Linked DNA regions of Homo sapiens: region 1 is linked to region 2. A link is an interaction called in ENCODE POLR2A ChIA-PET data of the cell type or tissue named here. Cell type or tissue: CD4-positive, alpha-beta T cell. All regions are shown on one strand. Each heading gives the region's core, and the rest is flanking DNA. Links, peaks and the distances in the headings are about the cores only.

Region 1 (8,784 bases), core at 756-8,755, 56 kb before region 2:
CCAATGAAAAAACTGAACTTCAAATTTCATTTAATTTTACTTCATTTAAATAGCCAAATGGCTAGTGGCTGTAATGCACAAGGCAGATCTCTAGCCCATAAAATACTCAAGAACACAAGTACAAGAAATAATGGTGTTTCTATTTACATACATTTTATATATCTCAAATGTATTAGAAACTCTATGCTCAGATAGTCAAAACTAAAATTCATTTTAAAAAGTACTGAGAGTAAAAACAACACAAGAGAAATATGAAATTAGGCCAGGCGTGGTGGCTCACGCCTGTAATCCCAGCACTTTGGGAGGCCGAGGCAGATGGATCACTTGAGGTCAGGAGTTCAAGACCAGCCTGGACAACATGGTGAAACCCCGTCTCTACTAAAGATACAAAAAATTAGCTGGGCATGGTGGCACACACCTGTAATCCCTGCTCCTTGGGAGGCTGGGGCAGGAGAATCACTTGAACCCAGGAGGTGGAGGTTGCAGTGAGCTGAGACTGTGCCACTGCACTCCAACCTGGGCGACAGAGTGAGACTTCGTTTCAAAAAAAAAAAAGAAATATGAAATTAATTGGTATAGGAAGATGAAAATCAAAACACAAAGTAGAAAGTTTCCCAAATACTGTAATAATGTACATTTCAAATCAAATTAACAAGCAAGCTAGAAAAACTTACAAATACATACTTACATATATATAGACACACATAACACATATGACTAAAGTATTAAAATGAGACATATTTCTTTCATTCAGGTAAACTGGACTAGAAGACAAGACTAACTTGTATGTCTGGCTCTAAGGAATTAAAATTTTCTTTTACATGGTTGGAAGGTGTTAAAAATGTTTAAGCATGGGCCAGCCGCGGTGGCTCATGCCTGTAATCCCAGCACTTTGGGAGGCTGAGGTGGGCGGATTGCCTGAGCTCAGGAGTTTGAGACCACCCTGGCCAACATGGTGAAACCCCGTCTCTACTAAAAAAAATACAAAAAATTAGCCAGGCATGGTGGCAGGTGCCTGTAATCCTAGCTACTAGGAAGGCTGAGGCACGAGAATCTGAGCTCAGGAGGTGGAGGTTGCAGTGAGCTAAGATAGTGCCACTGCATTCCAGCCTGGGCAACAAGAGCGAAACTCCGTCTTAAAAAAAAAGAAAAAGAAATGAAAAATGTTTAAGCATGGCTAGATGCCGTGGCTCACACCTCTAATCCCAATGCTTTGTGAGGCTAAGGCAGGAGGATCACTTGAGGCCAAGAATTCGAGACCAACCTAGGCAACATAGTGGGACCCCTGTCCCTACAAAAAATAAAAAAAATAAATAAAGTAGCTAGGTGTAGTGGTGTGTGCCTGTTGTTCCAGCTATTCAGAAGGCTGAGACAGGAGAATTCCTTGTACCCAGGAATTCAAGGTCATAGTAAGTTATGATGGTGCCACTACACTCCAGCCTAGGTGACAGAGTGAGACTCTTAAAAAAAAAAAAAAACTCTGTCTCTTAAAAAAAAAATTTAGGCAGTAGAAAAACATGATCATATTTGGGTTTAGAGAAATCATCTGGCAGAGGATGAATAAAACAGGAAGAGTTCAGGGTGAGAAGACCAGTTAGGACCAGTTTTACAGTTAGATGAGAAATGAGGGTCTGAACTAAATGATGAGAGTCTGAACTAAGTCTGTGACAATGAAACCAAGAGCAAGACTTTGCAAAATATTCTTTCAAAAAGAAACAGGTAGAAATAGCCCATGTCATTTAAAATTAGCACCCTGAGAAGCTCTCATAATGTCCACCATCTGATCTTTATGTAGTTCCAGTTGTCTTCGAAGATCCTTTAGTCCTTCAAGTCTTGTCAATGGAAGTGCATCATAAACACTTACTGAGAGAAAATGGTTAATTTCCTAAAAGAGAAAATGTAACTTGCTTTTAACACGTATTGGTTAAGCCTGTGAAATAAAACTTAATAAAAGAAAAAAATTAGTTAAGTGCCATTTATAGACACTGACTCATGTCTCTATTACTACTAATCAAGGAAGAAATAAATGATTTCTTCCACTGCAAACCCTACAATGTTTTAATACTCTTTTTTAGACAGAGTCTCGCTCTGTCACCAAGGCTAGAGTGCAGTGGCGCTATCAAGGCTCACTGCTACCTCCGCCTCCCCGGTTCAAGTGATTCTAATGTCTCAGCCTCCTGAAAAGGTGGCATTTACAGGAATGTGCCACCACGCCCAGCTAATTTTGTATTTTTAGTAGAGATGGGGTTTTGCCATGTTGGCCAGGCTGGTCTCGAACTCCTGACCTCAGATGATCTGCCCGCCTTAGCCTTCCAAAGCACTGGGATTACAGGCGTGAGCCACTGCACCCAGCCTAATCCTTTAAATTCTAATAGACTCTCTCATGGTAACACAGACTTCAAGATTGTTATAGCATACTCAACTGGAAGGAAATGCTTAAATTTCTCTTTAGTAGTATAACTTTACATCTTAACATACTTAAATATGTTTTTATATTTACATAGAGTCAAATACAGACTATCATTTAAAAATTATAATTAAGATATGTATGGAAGAATATACCTAAACATAATTTCGAGGTTTATAAAGATTAAAACTTAAAATATGCTTTCAAAAGTTAAACGTTATCTCTAACACAAACATTAAATTGACATTGAAAAGATCCATTGGTAGTTTTGAGCTATCAGTGGACCTTAGGATCTTATGTGTTAAAATCAAAACTATTTTACATCACATTCCTTGAAAACTTACAATTTGGATCTTTACCAGGAAGTTTTGTTATTTATACTTTGGCTTCAATGCAAAGAGATACATTAAGATTCATTTTTTTATTTCTTAAGTAGGTAGATCTCACGTTACACACACACAAGTATGTGTTTATATACACACACATATATATATATATATATATATATATTTTTTTTTTTTTTTTTTGAGACAGGGTCTCACTCTGTCATCCAGGCTGGAATGCAGTGGAGCAATCTTGGCTTATTGCAGCCTTGACCTCCAGGGCTCAGGTGATCCTTCCATCTCAGCTACCTGAGTAGCTGATTCTACAAGCACATATCACCATGCCCGACTAATTTTTTGTAGAGACGGGGTTTCGCCATGTTGCCCAGGCTGGTCTTGAACTCCTGGGCTCAGGCAATCCTCCTGCCTCAGCCTCCCAAAGTGCTGAGATTATAGGCATGAGCCAATGTGCCTGGCCTACGTATATATTTTTAATCACAATTAAAGAAAAGATTCCATTTTTTACTGCTAGAGCATTACAGATTTTTGAAAAGTACTACTATGTTCTCTAATAAAAAATAGTAGATGATGAAATTTTTATTACCTCCAAGAGTGAAAAGGGTCCTCTACTGTATTTGATTTTTTGCTGAGTAATACGCAAATCCTTAAAAACAACATGGTCAGGAAAAGGATCTAAAAGCTTAATCGTGATATAGAGGTTTTCATTATCCTTGTTATCTATCACTAAGTATTTCAACAAGTCCAATACCTAAATATAATTTAAAAAGAAAAAATTATAAGGAGAGAAATAATTTTAAAGTAAGCCAACAAAACTTACTGTAATAAATGATAAAATCTATTAACCTAGATCAGATTAAATGTTCTAATTACGTCTAAGATACCCAGCTTTTAGTTTCTGTGTTTTCAAATAATTCAATAACTATGTAAGGTACTACTACAAGATGGGTACTGAGGTTAAAAAAAATGCCAATATTAATGAAACAGTTTATATAAGTAGTAACTCAAATACCACCATAACGTTGCGAACTGCTATCCCTAGTTTTGACTACCTCTCTACTTCAGCACAGTAGATAAAACTATCAAAAGTACCAAGTGCTCTGTAATTGATTACAAAGGTTAATTCATTAAGAATATTTTTCCAATCATTTTACAAAAAATATTCTCAATAAAATCACCAATTATACCAAATAAACATAAAACACTCAAATCCTTCTAACAATACTTTATATATTTTAAATACCATTTTGAAGATGAGTCAGAAAATTACCTGTTTCTGAACCTCCACCTGCTCATACACAAGGGGTATAAGTGTACCAACAATAACATGAAGATGGTTTTCTAGAGCATCCTTACAGTAAGTCACGGCTGTCTGGCAAACCTGACTTAATAAGTCACAACAAAGGGAGAAGCTACGTAATGACACATCCATGATACAAGAAGGCCTAATATAGGGAGAAAAAAAAACAACAACAACCAGTAAGTTCTGGAAAATTACTCTGAAATAAATTCATTCAGAAGTCCTTTTGTTCAGCATCTCTAATTCTTATATGCCTTGACATAAATATTTTAATGGCTTATAAGCCAAAAAGAGAAGTCACATCAGCAAAATGCAGAATAGGCAGCTCTAAGCTTCCATCCTTTAATAGAAACATTGAAAAACAGGCAAAATTGTCAGAACTAATTTTGTTAGAATTCTGTAAAATAGTCAAAGGTTTACAGTAATCAGGAAAATATTGAATCAAGAAAAATCCAACTGAAAAACAGCAGGAAAGCTTTGTGGTAACTTTACTTGTCCTTGCCCACCCCTACCCCAGCGTGGCAACAATCACAAAAGCAGTGGCCTATATCCTCGGTGTGAGACACTGGCTCATGGTAGTTCATGGAGCTAAGTAGATTAGTTGCAAACTATTGTATATGTCTATTCTAACCTGTCTGGAACCAAGGACTGATGTAAAGTGCGTAGCTCTGTTTTGTTTAACTTCATACCAGCTACAAAAGATATGGGTGTTGCTTGAAACTTTGTAAGGCAGACCAACAACCTGCAGGTGCATAGGGCAAAAGATTACTGTTGAGACATACAAGAGGCTGCCTAAAGCCTAGGAGTAGCTGGGGAGCGTATTTCTTTGGGAAATTAGTATATTCAAAAGCACCCACAAATTAGGGGGAATTCAGAAAGCCACACACATGCTCAAGATAAGACTCTTGCTCAGAAAAGACCAGAGAAGACCCTAAGCTTGTATTTGGGGCTGATCCCAAGCAATGCAAGCATGGCTAAGTGTTGAAGAAGAATCCTAGCATAAAGCCAATCTGCAAACACTAGGAAAAGTTTTCTCCTCTCATGCTTCCTCATCCCAACACTCTTGGTATCCAAGGAAATCTCTATCAAACACTATCTAAACACAAGCTAAGGTACAAAGTTTTCAGTGACCACACAAGGCAAGACACAAAAGGACATATATTGTACAACTCTAGATTAAAATATCTACAATAGGCAAATTCATTGAGACAGAAAATAGATTAGTTTCTCAATGGCCAGTGGGGAGGAGGAATGTGGAGTTATTGTGGAATGAGTAGAGAGGTTCAGTTTGAGATAATGAAAGTTTGGACATAGACAGTGGTGATGGTTGCACAACAATGGAAATGTAATTGATGCTACTGAACTGGCCATTTAATGGCGAAAATAAAAAATTTTATGTTATATAGTTTACCACAATAAAAAAGACCTTAAAAAATAGAAATCTCATTAAAATCAATGGAAAAGATCAGAGATGCTAAATTGAACAACCCCAATTCTTGTTTTGTTTTTGTTTTTTCTTTCTTTTCTTGAGACGGAGTCTTGCTCTGTCGCCCAGGCTGGAGTGCAGTGGTGCGAATTAGACTCACTGCAAGATCTGCCTACCTGGTTCTGGCCATTTTCCTGCCTCAGCCTCCTGAGTAGCTGGGACTACAGGCACCTGCCACCACACCTGGCTAATTTTTTTGTATTTTTAGTAGACACGGGGTTTCACTGTGTTAGCCAGGATGGTCTCGATCTCCTGACCTTGTGATCCACCCGCCTCAGCCTCCCAAAGTGCTGGGATTACAGGCGTGAGCCACTACACCCGGCCGAACAACCCCAATTCTATAGTAACATTTATTTGAGGCCATCAATAGCTAGAATATTAGTATTAAAATGTTGAAGATCCTTCTTAAGATTTCTAGAATTGGAGAAGTAGTGCTTTTTTTTTTTTTTTTAATTGAGTGAAAGTCTCACTCTGTTGCCCAGGCATGAATGCAGTGGTGCAATCAAGGCTCACTGGCAGCCTCAAACTCTTGAGCTCAAGCCATCCTCCTACCTCAGCCTCCTAAGTAGCTAGAACTACAGGCGCATATCATCATACTTGGATAATTTTCTTTTTTTTTTTTTTTTTTTTTTTTTTTTTGAGACAAGAGTCTCGCTCTGTCTCCCAGGCTGGAGTGTAGTGGCACAATCTTTGCTCACTGTAACCTGTAACCTCTGCCTCCTGAGCGCAAGCCATCCTCCCACCTCAGCCTCTGGAGTAGGTGAGACTACAGGTGCATGCCACAATCCCTGGCTTATTTTTTAAAAAATTTTTGTAGAGATGGGTTTTCACATCATGTTGCCCAGGCTGGTCTCTAACTCCTGGGCTCAAGCAATCTACCTACCTCAACCTCCCAAAGTGCTGGGATTATAGGTGTGAGCTACCACACCTTGCCCTAATTTTCTTTTTTAAAAAATTTTTAGTAGAAACGAGGTCTGCTATGTTTCCCAGGCAAGTAGCGCAATTTTTAAAAACTAATAAGTAAATATAATAGACATCTTAAAAAGCAAAATTCAGAAAGCAACATTCTGGTATCTACCTCTTAGAAGCATATAAACTTTCAATTAAAAGAACAGGATAGGTTGGGCATAGTAGCTCATGCCTGTAATCCCAGCACACTGGGAGGCTGAGGCTGACAGTTCGCTTGAGCCCAGGAGTTTGAGACCACCCTGGGCAATATGGTGAAACCCCACCTCTACAAAAAACACAAAAAATTAGTCAGGCATGGTGGTATGCTCCTGTAGCCCCAGCTACCCGGCAGGGTGAGGAGGAAGGATAATCTGAACCCAGGAGGTTGAGGATGCAGTGAGCCGTGACTGCACCCAGCCTGGGCGGACAGAGTGAGTCTTTGTCTCAAAACAAAACAAAACAAAGCAAAAAAACAGGAAGAACAGGATAGAAAGACTGCTTATATATTGGTCTAAATATGTTATTTACCTTTGGTTGATATAGTGAATCAAAGTATAAATAACGTCTCGAAGAACAAAGGCCCAAGCTCCTCCTAAGCCACTTTTTATATCTTTCAGTAATAAACTAACAAACAGGTGATATATTTTAAGAATTCTGTGCTTCTTATAAACATTATTTGTTTCAGCTGCTTGCTCACATATGGCAAGAAGAATTTTCTGATAGGAATCCTAGAAAATAAACAGATTTAGTAAAAACTTGTTTAATTAGATACTCGGCTACAATAAATACACTTTATATTTTTTCTTCAAATATTTGAATACCTACACATTTTATATTTAAAATAACTAAATAACAGAATTTAGATTTGGGTTTGATATCAAGTACAAAATGTTACATTAAGAAAATTACTATCTTAAACTATTGCCAATTTATTTAATTTTCAGAAAGTAAACTACAATTAAATAGTATATTCCTATGAAAAAGTAGATATATTCCCTGAGCTAATATATCACTAAAGTGTCACAAGATTCTGTTCTCATATGTAACATATTTCAATTAATGCTGACAAGTAAAATACCATTTAAACTTGTAAATGAATGTTTTCCTTTTTAATTATGAGATAAATTTTTCATTTGTTTACTTTTCCTCTTTAAGATGTATTTACAAAGTTTTTTTAGCTAAAAAAGAAGGAATGTTCTATTATTAAACTCATCATGTATACTTACAGGGCTTTTGGAAAGAATTTCTAAAATGCTTTTTAACTTGGTTTTATGACAATTGCTGATATAGGCAAATGTTGCTTTAATCACATGCGATGGAAAATGAGGTGGATTAGGAGCAGGATCCAAATCCCTAACAGAGTTAAGGGAAAAAATACAGTCATCGTTTTAAAAAGTTTTGTTCATAGACCAGTGAACTTCCAAAATGAAAATTTAGATTTTAATAACCCCCAAATTCAAAAACCATTTTTCTACTGAAAAACTATACTTTCAATAAAATCACAAATGACATATCACAGTCCAGATATATAAATCAGATTATCTAAATACCTTTCACCCTCAGTAACTTAAATAATCTTAAATGATCTTATAATGATTTTCTTAAAAAATCTTATAAAGTTAAAAGGCAGTTCAATAAATGAGCCTCAGTATTACTTCAGATCAGAATCAAAGCTCTATGCCAGTACTGTAAAAGCAGTACTTTAAGACATGGCAATCAACACTTATTTAGACAGCATGAAATTACATATGTGAAAGTACTTTCTCAGATATTATTACTATTTTATATGCCCAGCACAGTAGGGCACATTAAAAAAAAAAAAAAAAAAGTAAAGCATATTTTCAAGTAGCTTACAATCAAGCCAGGGAAACAACTCTGATGTTCATATACAACTCAGAGACATTCACATCCAAATTAAATTGTACAGATAATAACGCACAATAAAGAAAAGGTGAGGCTGGGTACGGCGGCTCATGCCTGTAGACCCAGCACTTTGGTTGGCCAACACGGGGGAATCATTCGAGGCCAGAAGTTCAAGACCAGCCTGGGCAACACAGTGAAACCCCGTCTCTACCAAAAATATAAAAAATTAGCCAGGCGCAGTGATGTGCATCTGTCGTCCCAGCTACTCGAGAGGCTGAGGTGGAAGGAAGGATAGCTTGAGCCTGGAAGACAGAGGTTGCAGTGAGCCGAGATTATGCCACTGCACTCCAGCCAGGGCAACAGAGTGAGACTCCATCTCAAAAAAAAAAAGAAAAGGTGATCTAGAAAGGCAAGACCTAGATAAAGAGAAGAGAACTAG
Region 2 (12,504 bases), core at 2,385-10,384:
TGTATGCCTTTTATTTTTCTTGTCTAACTACCCTGGCTAGAACCTCCAACATAATGTTGAAAAGGAGTGGTGAGAGTGCACATCCTTATCTTGTTCCCAATTTGTCTTATGAAAGGCTTTAAATTATGGATTCAATTTATTCTCCTAATAGTTATGGGACTAGTCAAATTATCTATTTTATATTGGATGACTTTTGATAATGTATGGTTTTGAGGAACTGGCCCATTTAAATTAATAGATGTTCATAGTGTTTCCTTATTATCCTTTGAATATCTATAGGATCTGCAATTAGATCTCATTTCATTTCTAATATCAGTAACTTTGGTCCTCTTTTTTTTGTTTTTTGTTTTTTTAAGAGACGGAAGTCTCACTACACTGCCCAGGCTAGATTTGGACTCCTGGGCTCAAGTGATCCTCCCACTTCAGCCTATCAAGCCATAAAAAGACATCGAGGAGCTGAGAACGGTGGTTCACACCTGTAATCCCAACACTTTGGGAGGCTGAGTTCAAGCTGCTGGCATAAGCAACATAATAAGACCTTATCTCTACTAAAAATGAAAAATTAGCAGGGTGTGATGGCTTGTGTCTGTGGTCACAGCTACTTGGAAGGGGGTGGGAGGATCATTTGAGCTCAGGAGGTCGAAGCTGCAGAGCCATGATCTCACCACCACACTCCAGCCTGGGTGACAGAGTGAGGCCCTATCTCAAAAAAAAAAAAAAAAAAAAAAAAAGAAAGAAAGAAAGACAGAAAGAAAGAAAGAGAAAGACATGGAGGAACCTTAAATGCATATTACTAAATGAAAGAAGGCAATCTGAAAATGATACATACTGTTATGATTCCAACCACAGTCACATACTACATAACAACATTCTATTCAATGACAAATGGCAATATGAAAAGGTGGTACCGTAAGATTGTATCAGAACTGAAAAATTCCTATTTAAATACTTAGTGATGTCATAGCACAAGAAATTACTCACAAGCATTTGTGGTGATACTTGTGTAAAAAAAACCCACTGCACTGCCAGTCATATAAAAGTATAATACATACAATCATGTATAGTACATAAACCTTGATAATGATAATAAATGACTAAGTTACTGGTAAAATGTTAGGTTTATGTACTTACTCTACTATGCTTTTTATCACCATTTTATACTATATTCCTCCTTCTTCTTCTTAAAAAACAAAACAAAACAAAACAGTAAAACAGTCTCAGGTAGGTCCTTTAGGAGGTATTTCAGAATAAAGCACCATTATCATAGGAGATGAAAGCTCTGTGCATGTCCCTGAAGATCTCCCAGGGGGACAAGATGCAGGGACAGAAGACAGTGATACTGATGATCCTGACCTTATGTAGGCCTAAGCTCATGTGTGTGTTTGTGTCTTTGTTTTCAACAAAAAAGTTTAAAGGAAAAAATAGAGTAATAATAATTTCATTTAAAAAGCTTATAGAACAAAAGAAAAAACATCTATAAGTATATAAGGAAAAAATATTTTTGTACAGCTGTACAATGCATTTGTATTTTAAGCTAAGTGTTATTACAAAAGAGTCAAAAAGTTTAAACATTTTTAAAGTTTATAAAGTAAAAAAGTTATAGTAGCTAATGTTACTTTAGTATTGAAGAAAGAAAAACATAAATTTTTAAATTTGGTACAGAATAAGAGTTTACAAATTCTACAGTAGTATATAGTATCCCAGGCCTTTACATTACCACACATTTACATACCCAGAGCAACTTCCAGTCCTGCAAGCTCCATTCATGGTTAAGTGCCCTAGACAGGTGTACCATGTTTTATCCTTTATACTATACTTTTACTGTACCTCCTCTATGTTTATATATGTTTAGAGACACAAATACTTGCCATTGTGTTACAGCTGCCTACAGTATTCAGTATAGTAACATGCTGCACAGGTTTGTAGTGCAGGAGCAGTAATACCATATAGCTTAGGTGCGTAGTGTTATACCATCTAAGTTTGTATAAATACACCCTATGACGTTCACGCAACAAAGAAATTGCCTAATGATGTATTTCTCAGAACATATCCACATTGTTAAGAGACGCACAACTGTATATGACATGCTGGAAAAGGCTAAACCATGGAGATAGCAAAAAGATCCATGGTTCCCACAGTTTACAAGAAGGAAGAGATGAAAAGGTGAAGCACAGAGGATTTTTCTGACAGTGAAAGTATTCTGTATGATTCTGTAATAGTGAAAAATTGTTACCATTCTCTCCCAGAGGAAAAAAAAATATGACCATCTCATTAGATACAGAAAAAGATCTTTAAAAATGTCAAAACACTTGTCAAAATCCATAGCATATGTACCACCAAAAGTGAACCTTGGACTCTGGATAATAATGATGTGTCCCAGCATAGGTTTACTGATGGTAACAAATGTACCACTGGTGCAAGATGTTGACAGTAGGGCATGCTGTGTGTGTCCAGTGGACTTTCCACTCCGTTTTGCTGTAAATTTAAAATTCCTCTAAAAGATAAAAGTCAATTTAAAAAAATGGAAACCACTAGGTTTGAGAAACTGAATAATTGACAGTGTAGCTTGAGCACAGAAATTAGAAGCGCTTTAGTTAAGTTAGACAGGTAGGAAGAAGCAAAATTATGCAGCACTTTCAAGGCCTAGAAGAGGAATCCTCATTTTCTATTAGTTGTGCTAGTGAGAATGTAGAGAAACTGGAACCCTTGTGGGCTGCTGGTGAGAATGTAAAATGGCGTAGCTCCTGTGTAAAACAGGATGTTGGTTCCTTAAAAAATTAAATATAGAATTACCACATGATCTAGCAATTCTACTTCTGGGTATATAATCAAAAGACTGAAAGCAGGAAACTCAGGAGATGTATACTCATGTTCACGGCAGCATTATTCACAATAATCAGAAGGTAGAAACAACCCATGTCCACCAATGGACGAATGAATTAACAAAATGTGGCATATACACAGAACAGAATAGTGTTCAGTTTTTAATAAGGGTGAAATTCTGACAAAAGCTGTAACACTGATGAGCCTCAAAGACATTTTGGTAAGTGTAATAAGCAGGTTGCAAAAGGACAAATACTTATAGGAGTCCTCTACTTCAGGCTGCTATAACAAAGTATTATAGGTTAGGTGGCTTAGAAACCACAGAAATTTATTTCTCTCAATTTTGGAGGCTGAAAGCAGCTCAGGTGCCAGCATTGTGGGTTTCTGGTGAGGGCCCTCTTTGGGGCTGCAGACTACTGACTTTGAACTGTATCTTCACATGGCAGAAAGACAGCAAGTTAGCTCTCTGGCCTCTTTTCATAAGGGCATTAATCCCATCCATGAAGGCTGGACCCACAGGACCTAATTACCTCCTAAATCCCACACCTCCAAATACCATCCCTTTGGGAGTTAGATTTCAACATAATTGGTGGGACACAACATTCAATCCATAAAAATGAAGTACCCCAAATAGCCAAATTCATAGAGAGAGAAAGTAGAATGGTAGCTGCCAGGGGATAGGGGAGGGGAAAATGGTAAATCATTGTTTACTGAGTATAGAAAAAAAAGTTCTGGAGATGGATGGTGGAGATGATTACACAACAATATGAATGCACTTAATACTACACAACTGTACACTTAAAAAAGTTAAAATTATAAATGTTATATATATTTTACCACAATAAATCACACTGGAGGTCCTAGCCAATGTAATAAAGCACAAAAATAAAATAAAAGCCACATGGCTCAGAAAGAAAGAAAAAAAAATTACTGCTTACAGAAGACATGTTTGTCTACAAAGAAAATCCAAAAGAACATTCAAAGAAAGCTACTAGATTTAGTAAGTGATTTTAGCAAGGTCCCAAAATACAAGGTCACTATACAAAAATTAACTGGACTTCTGTATAATTTTTGTGCATTGAACAATTTGAAAATCAAAATGTTAAAAACAATGCAATTACAAACTACTGCAGTATAAATCTAACAAAACATATACAAAATCTTTATGTTTATACAATTATAAATAAATGTCAATTTGCAGCTGGGCATGTTGGCTCATGCCTATAATCCCAACACTTTGGGAGGTCAAGGGAAGGGTATCACTTGAGCCCAGGAGTTTGAGACCAGCCTAGGCAACACAGTGAGATCCTGTCTCTATTTTTTTTAATATATAAAATTAAAGAAAAAAAATTGTCAATTTACAACAAAAAATCTATATGCTGACAATTATAAAACACTAATGAAAGAAATCAAAAAAGACAAGTGGCCAGACGCGGTGGCTCAAGTCTATAAACCCAGCACTTTGGGAGGCTGAGGCAGGTGGATCACCTGAGGTCAGGAATTCGAGACCAGCCTGGCCAACATGAGGAAACCCTGTCTCTACTAAAAATACAAAAATTAGCTGGGTGTGGTGGCACATGCCTGTAATCCCAGCTACTCAGGAGGCTGAGGCAGGAGAATCGCTTGAACCTAGGAGGTGGAGGTTGCAGTGAGGTGAGATCGTGCCACTGCACTCCAGCCTGGGCAACAGAGGGAGACTCTGTCTCAAAAAAACAAACAAAGAAGCAAAAAAAAAAAAAAAAAAAAAAAAACCTAAGTAAATGGAGAGATATACAGTGTTCATGGATTGGAAAACTCCACATTGTTAAGATTTCTATTCTTCTCAAATTGTGCAACAGATTCAATGCAATTAGTATCAAAATCCCAGCAAGATCTTTTGTAGAAATCAGTAAGCTGATTCCAAAATTTATATGCAAATGCTGACTCAATCTTAGGCCATTCTTCTCATCTCACACTAAACTCTATATACAAATCTCATCCATAGTCATGGCTTCAGTCACCACCTGTACCAAATATATATTTTGAGCACAGACTTCGCTTCTTCCACAGAGTCCTCATCTAAGCAAGTTTTAAAAGGAAGCTAAGTAAAAAAATACTTTGACAAAAAAGCTAATTATAAGAAGTAACATCCGGGAAGAAGTGGCAAAGGTTAGCTTAAATAAAAAGAAAAAAGAAAAAAAAAGAAGTAAGAGTAGTTAGTTTAAAAATAAAAAGGGGGTTTCAGAGAACAAACTAGATGACAGAATATAGTAAGCAGACTAGGGGAAAGACTGCCTTTGTTTCAGTGACAGCCATGGTTGTAAGTGATAATGTAAAATGACCTAAATATGACCAGCCATACTGGGGAAAGATCTGGTTAGGTAACCTAGATATCACCAGCCTATTCCCAAAGGCTGTCTCTAGGCTTGTTGAGGGCCCTGTTACAGACACAGCCTATCTTGTGTTCAGAGTAACGTAAAGGCTACAAATGACTCCTAAGAAATTAGCTGAGAAGGCATTTATTCTCAGGGGAACAGTAGAGTGTAATGCAGGAGTGAGGGTACTGATTAGGTAGTAGTTTTGTGGTTCACATGTATCTCATTTTGAAATAATAAAATGGCAATAAAGAATATGGACAAATGTCTTTTAATTTAGCTAGCAAAATTTAGCTTAAATACTTTCCATGAAAAAAAAAAGCTTCTAAACTTTTAGAGTTCGTGTATTAGAAGACTTTGACACCTGACTTAAAATCATCTTGTTAATGTCAAATCCTACTTTCACTTATTCTCAAACCCAGAAATGCTCCATCTTTGAAACCAACAAACTGAAGTATTTCAATCTCTGACCATAACTTCCTTCCTTTGTGGTCTCTCAGTACCTCCCAGCTATAAACAGGAAACAACACCAGATTCCTCCCTAGCACACACTCTACACATCTAATGAATCACTGGGTTCTGTACATTGTCTTCTAATGCATTCTATTCTAATATATTTGATTTCCATTACCTTAGAAGTAGCGTGCTAACTGCCTCATCCAATGGATACTTTTGTGTCTTATCCTTTCTACAACACTTAAAATGTTGGCCACGCCCCTTTGAACTTTCAACTCTCTTGCTTTCACTTTTTTTTTTTTTTTTAAATGGAAACAGGGTCTCACTCTGTCATGGAGGCCGGAGTGCAGTGTGATCACAGCTCACTGCAGCCTTAACCTCCAGGGCTCAGGTGATCCTCCTGCCTCAGCCTCCCAAGTAACTGGGACTACAAGCAAGAGCCATTACCTCCGCTATTTTTTTAAAGACAGAGTTTCACCATGTTGCCCAGGCTGGTCTTGAACTCCTGAGCTCAAGCAATCCACCGGCCTTGGCCTCCCAAAGTGCTAGGATTACAGGCGTGAGCCACTGCACCCTGCCTGCTTTCACTTTTATGGTACTTCCCTCTCTTGGTTTTCTCCCTTTCTACTTAAATCATGGTTGAGTTTAGGTGTCATTGTTTTGTATACCTACTGAACCCAAATATGTCTGTATCACAGCACATTATGAACTCTGGTTTACTTGGGTTTTCTTCTGCCACTGTCAACTCCTTGACGATGGAGATGGTATTTTTCAACTGTAATTCCGGCTCTGATATCAGGCACCTGATATATTATTCATGACTTTATTCAAAAGCTACATAATAAATAAAAATTAAGGGTCAGTTCGATAACCATATAATTTTACTAAAGTACTGTTAAACTGTCAGGTCACTTGGGGGATATAGACAGATACAGACAGAGTGCTTTCTTTGGTGAAGTTTCATTTCATGAGGAAAAATTCACAAACAACAACCTTCAAAACATACCTAACCACTGTTGCTGAGATATTTCACACCAGTATTTTCTCACAGAAAGAATGTCTTTGAGTAGTATGTTGCTACAATCAGCTCCGTAAATAGCACCATTAGATGAATCTTTCACTGTATCCATGATATAATTTAAGAGTTCTTGACATTTTAGCCTAGGTGCTCCTATTTCAAAATAAACAAATAAAGAAAAACATAAATTTGAACAAAAATAAGACACTTGGAATGGCAACTATTTAAATAATTCCATTTGGGAAATTACTATTAACTAAACTTCTTTTGTAGAGAAGAAATTGGCAAATTATGGCCCCAAGCAAAATTCATTTTTTTTTTCTTTGCAAATAACATTTTATTGGAACATAGTCACAACCATTCATTTACTTATTGTTTATGGCTGCTTTTGTAATTAAGACAGAGGTGACCACATGGCCTATAAAGTCAAGAACATTTACTATCTGGCCTCTTTACACAGTAAGTTTGCCAACGCCTCTTTTATAGGAATATATAGCAAAAACAATCATTCTTTTTTTTTTTTTTTTGAGATGGAATCTTGGTCTGTCACCCAGGCTGGAGTGCAGTGGCACAAACTCAGCACACTGCAGCCTCCACCTCCTGGGTTCAAGTAATTCTCCCACCTCAGCCTCCAAGTAGCTGAGACTAGAGGCGTGCACCACCACACCCTGCTAATTTTTCTACTTTTAGTAGAGACAGGGTTTCACCATGTTGACCAGGCTGGTCTTGAACTCCTGACCTCAAGTGATCTGCTCATCTCGAAAAGCAATCATTCTTAAACAATTATAACCTTAATAATTCACAATTTCTGGTGTTAGACCAAAAATGATCCCAAGTTTTTTGGCACTCTTTATGAAGAATGAATTTATTAGAATAACATAAGATTACAAGGAGAATATTTACCTTGGAAAGCAAAATTAGTTCTAAGTCCTATAATAGCATTTATGGCATACAAACACCTCAGGTTGTAATTTTTTTTTTTAAGACAGGGTCTCGCTCTATCACCCAGGCTGGTGTGCAGTGGCATGATCACACCCAACAGCAGCCTCAACCTCTCAGGCTCAAGGGATCCTCCCACCTTAGCCTCCTGAGCAACTGGGACTATAGATGTTGTGCCACCATGCCCAGCTAATTTTTTAAATTTTTCATAGAGACAGAATCTCTCACAATGTTCCCCAGGCTGGTCTTGAACTCCTGAGCTCAAGGGATTCTCCTGTCTTGGCCTCCCAAAGTGCTGAGACTATAGGTATGAGCCACTGTGCTTGACCCCTGTACCTGTGTCATTTTTAACAGCATGTTATTTACTTACTAGAGATTCTGAAAACTTGGCATGACTACACACATATTCTTGAAGGTAACAAAATTACATTTAAAAATAATTTAATTATCATTTTCAGTAAATTATATTTACGTCACAGCAGAAATGCCATTTTTCCATACTGACAATCTTAAAATTGAATATATTTATTGCCATAACTATGAGCAGAACACAACTCATGTAAATATGAATATATTCTGGATTAGGGTTTTCCTATGATGAAACTAGTTATATTCACAGGCTATGGTAAACAAATATACACTGATATAACTGCAAAATCATCTTCACTTATGGCTCACTTCATAATTTTAGGCATTGTCCAGTTATGAAATGCACAACCATGTGATCCTTTTTTCTAGTACCCTGTGCATTTCTCTTATAGTCCTTGTAACATTTTTCTAATCTAAAACATCCATTGTATGATTAGATCCTTAAGGAAAGGAATTAATCTCTATATTCTGACGTAAAAGCCCAGTGACTGCCCTAATAGCAAATGCTCAATAAAAATTAATTTGTGTTGAATAACTACAGAAATTAATATTATAATAAAATCCTATCTTCCTATGTCCTTTATCCCAATATATCTCCCTCCTCTACCAAATATGAGAAGTATTTCAAGAAATGTTGACTTTTTTTTCATAGTTTTGCTTGTTTTTGAGACAGAATATCTCGCTCTGTCACCCAAGCTGGAGTGCAGTGGCCCCATTATGACTCACTGCAGCCTTGACCTCCTGGACTTAAGGGATCTACCCATGTCAGCCTCCCAGGTAGCTAGGACTACAGGCAAGCACCACTACACTCAGCTAATTTTTTTAGTTTTTTTAAAGATGGGGTCTCCCTATGTTGCCCAGGTTGGTCTCAAACTTCTGGGATCAAATCTTTCTTAAAAGTACAACTAAGTTGCCTGCAGAGACTTTTTTTTTTTTTTTTTTTTTGGACACAGGATCTCACTCTGTCACCCAGACTGGAGTGCAATAGCATGATCGTGGCTCACTGCAACCACTGCCCCCTGGGCTCAAGCAATCTTCCTCCCTAAGCCTCCTAAGTAGCTGGGACTACAGGTGGTCACCACCACACCTGGCTAATTTTTGTGTTTTTGTAGAGATGAGGTCTCACCATGTTACCCAGGCTGGTCTCAAAATCCTGTGCTCAAGCAATCTGCCTGCCTTGGCCTCACAAAGTACTAGGATTAGAGAGGCATGAGCCACTGTGCCCAGCCTACTTACAGAGACTTTCAGGAATCTTATGGAACTTAACATTTTTCGCAGCTGAGTTTTGCACTATCTAGACTCTATTTAAGCTTTGTACAAAAGCAGACAAATGCTAACATAAAGAAATGAACAGGGTGGGCACAGTGGCTCACGCCTATAAACCCAGCAGTTTGGGATGACAAGGCAGGTGGATCACTTGAGGTCAGGAGTTCGAGACAAGCCTGACCAATGTGGTGAAACCCCGTCTCTACTAAAAATACAAAATTAGCTGGGCATGGTGGGGCATGCCTGTAATCCCAGTTACTTGGGAAGCTGAGGCGGGAGAATCGCTTGAGCCCGGGAGGCGGAGGTTGCAGTGAGCCAAGATGGCGCCATTGCACTCTAGCCTGAGCAACAAGAGCAAAACTCTGTCTCAAAAAAAAAAAAAGAAAAGAAATGAACAGTAGGCTGGGTGTGTGAGTGTGGTGGCTCACACCTATAATCCCAGCATATTGGAAGGCAGAGGCAGGCAGATCACTTGAGGCCAGGAGTTTGAGACCAGCCTGGCCAACATGGCAAAACCCTCGTCTCTACTAAAAATACAAAAATTAACCGGGCCTGGCGGCGTGTGCCTATAGTCCCAGCTACTCTAGAGGCTGACACGTGAGAATCGCTTGCGCCCAGGAAGAAGAGGCTGCAGTGAGCCAAGACTGCACCACTGCACTCCAGCTTAGGCAACAAAGCAAGACTCTGTCTCAAAAAAAAAAAAAAAAAAAAAAAAAAAAAAGGAGAGAAATCAACAATATTTGCTTACTTGTTTCTTCTCAGCTGCCTTTTACTTCTTTTTTACTAATCTCTATTTCTTTCATCATACCTTGGATACCAATGCTAAGCAAGAATGGCAAAGTTTAGACATATGTTAAATTTCCATCAACCCTCCAATCTTTTCGTAAAAAACAAACAAACAAACAAACAAAAACAACTGAAGTGGGGTGAGGGAATAGTAACTCCCTGGTTTTGCCCCAATATTAAAAAGGTTTAAGTAACAAAGTCAAATTTGAAAGAAAAGGAAGCCGTAAATAAAAAAACAAATTTTCAACTACTTACATGACCAGCATTGATAATTTCACCAACTATTTCTTATAAACCAACAGGCTGATGCATTTTCAAACGTAATCTCCATTGTTAATGTTGCAATTAAAAGGTTTGTTCACTGCAAGGCAAAACTACTGTACACATTGCAAACTTTTCTGGTGGGCTACAAAATTGACATGTTATCTTTCTCTCATTCACTCTTTCAGTAAGTACCTACTATATCCCAGCATTATTAGCAAATAAAATATTTTACTGGATACAAAGCTACTACACAGAGCAAAAGTGAGTGCAGAATATTTTGGTGTAGTTTTCCTTTGTCTCTGCTGGAGTCTCTGACAAGGGGTTGAAGCTATCCACACGAACTCGCATCTCAGAGGAGGTAGAAAATTGACTAAACCATTATTCTTTGGACTCAAGTCTCATACCACCAATCTGAAATATTCACTAATAATCTGCATACTTCTACTAAATATTTACCAATTTGGGGGCTTTCCTGATTCTTTTTTTTTTTTTTTTTTTTTTTGAGACAGAGTTTCACTCTTGTTGCCCAGGCTGGAGTGCAATGGCACAATCTCAGCTCACTGCAACCTCCACCTTCCAGGTTCAAGCAATTCTCCTGCCTCAGCTTCTCGAGAAGCTGGGATTACAGGCACCCGCCACCACACCCAGCTATTTTTTGTACTTTTAGTAGAGATGGGGTTTCGCTATATTGGCCAGGCTGGTCTCGAACTCCTGACCTCAGGTGATCTGCCCGCCTCAGCTTCCCAAAGTGCTGGGATTACAGGTGTGAGCAACCGCGCCTCACACTCCTGATTCTTAAATTAAGAGTTGGTATCACAAAGCAACATCCTTATCTGTGAAGAGCCCAGGAGTCCCTGAACACACACTTCTGCCTCTAGCTTTTCAGTATGTGTAAAGCCCATTTCCTTACAAAAGCTTGCCAGGATCCTGCATTTTGGTTCCGAAAAATCAACTCTTCACAATATTAATTGTACAAGTTAAAGATGGGAACTATTTGGCTCATCAGGAGAAAAAAATATTTTTGGGGGTTGTTTTTTTCCTCAAATCATAGCAAGTAAAATGTCAGTTAAGTGTTGGTTCTGACAGCCAAGGAAGCTCACATGATCTTAGAATTAATCAGTAAGAGTACAGAATGAAAGATAAGCAAGAATTGCTTCACTCTGTACTAATCAGAATATACCTAAAAGATTGAGTCCTGGCCAGGTGCAGTGGCTCACGCTTGTAATCCCAGCATTTCAGGAGGCCAAGGCGGGAAAATCACTTGAGGTCAGGAGTTTGAGACTAGCCTGGCCAACACAGTGAAACCCTGTCTCTATTAAAAATACAAAAATTAGCCAGACATGGTGGCCCATGCCTATAGTCCCAGCTACTTGGGAGGCTGAGGCAGGAGGATCACCTGAGCCTGGGAGGCGGAGGCTGCAGTGAGCCAAGATTGCACCACTGCATGCACTCCAGCCTGGGCTACAGAGCAAGAGCCTGTATTAAAAAAAATGAGTCCCACACTTTTTTGTTTGTTTTTCTGGCCTCTTCCCTGTAAGTAGAGGCCCACACTTTAAGACAGACAATTAAAGTGAAGAATATTCAGAGGAGAGTAGCATAAAACCTAGGTCACGTGAGCTGAAGAAAGTGAGATTATGAACTTTAGAGATGAGGACTTAGGAAATATTGTGGCTACTTTCAAACATCTCTAAGGATGTCACACTAAAAACATAAATAGGAGTTTTTGATATACTCTCAGAAGGGAGAAGCAGTAACAAAAGACAGGTTTTTAATACTTTTCTTTTTTTGACAGTCTCGCTCTGTCGCCCAGGATGGAGTGTAGTGGCGTAATCTCAGCTCACCACAACCTCTGCCTCCTGGGTTCAAGCAATTCTAGTGCCTCAGCCTCCCAAGTAGCTGGAATTACAAGCGTGCGCCACAATGCCCAATTAATTTTTGTATTTTTAGTAGAGACGGGGTTTTGCCATGTTGGTCAGGCTGGTCTCGATCTCCTGACCTCAGGTGATCTGCCTGCCTTGGCCTCCCAAAGTGCTGGGATTACAGGAATGAGCCACTGCGCCTGGCCAGTTTTTAATACTGTTAATGCTATTCAAAGATGGAAAAGAAAGCCTTGAAAGTATATTCAATCATGAAGACTGCACTTCTACCTAAAGGCTAGGGACGTAGAGAGGGCATCCAAGACTGGGTAGTTTAAACAGTAATTTTTAATTCCTTCACTGGGCATGGTGG

The links. ChIA-PET counts read pairs that join two places held together with the same protein. Peaks named below come from ENCODE experiments on the same cell type or tissue, not always from the same donor. Only the 100,000 strongest peaks of a DNase experiment are listed, where the experiment ranks them.
Region 1: POLR2A ChIA-PET joins it to region 2 with 15 read pairs; 14 of 35 experiments call an interaction of 5 or more read pairs at or near these places.

What each region holds. Positions count from the first base shown.
Region 1 is chr11:108,288,028-108,296,811 of GRCh38, reverse strand. It overlaps ATM (ATM serine/threonine kinase), which reads right to left. Exons shown (of 63, transcript NM_000051.4): 28 at 7,709-7,835; 29 at 7,011-7,210; 30 at 4,019-4,193; 31 at 3,335-3,499; 32 at 1,753-1,885. Among named protein-coding and RNA genes, the nearest start is that of ATM, 69 kb to the right of the region's middle. In CD4-positive, alpha-beta T cell, for the core only: no CTCF peak of the experiment used is centred there; no DNase peak of the experiment used is centred there.
Region 2 is chr11:108,229,970-108,242,473 of GRCh38, reverse strand. ATM (ATM serine/threonine kinase) reads right to left here. Exons shown (of 63, transcript NM_000051.4): 5 at 6,640-6,804. Among named protein-coding and RNA genes, the nearest start is that of ATM, 13 kb to the right of the region's middle. RefSeq lists silencers at 5,105-5,305, 5,625-5,825. In CD4-positive, alpha-beta T cell, for the core only: no CTCF peak of the experiment used is centred there; DNase peaks (open chromatin) are centred at 3,203, 5,153, 5,683 and 6,223; H3K4me3 peaks cover 706 bases; H3K27ac peaks cover 6,572 bases.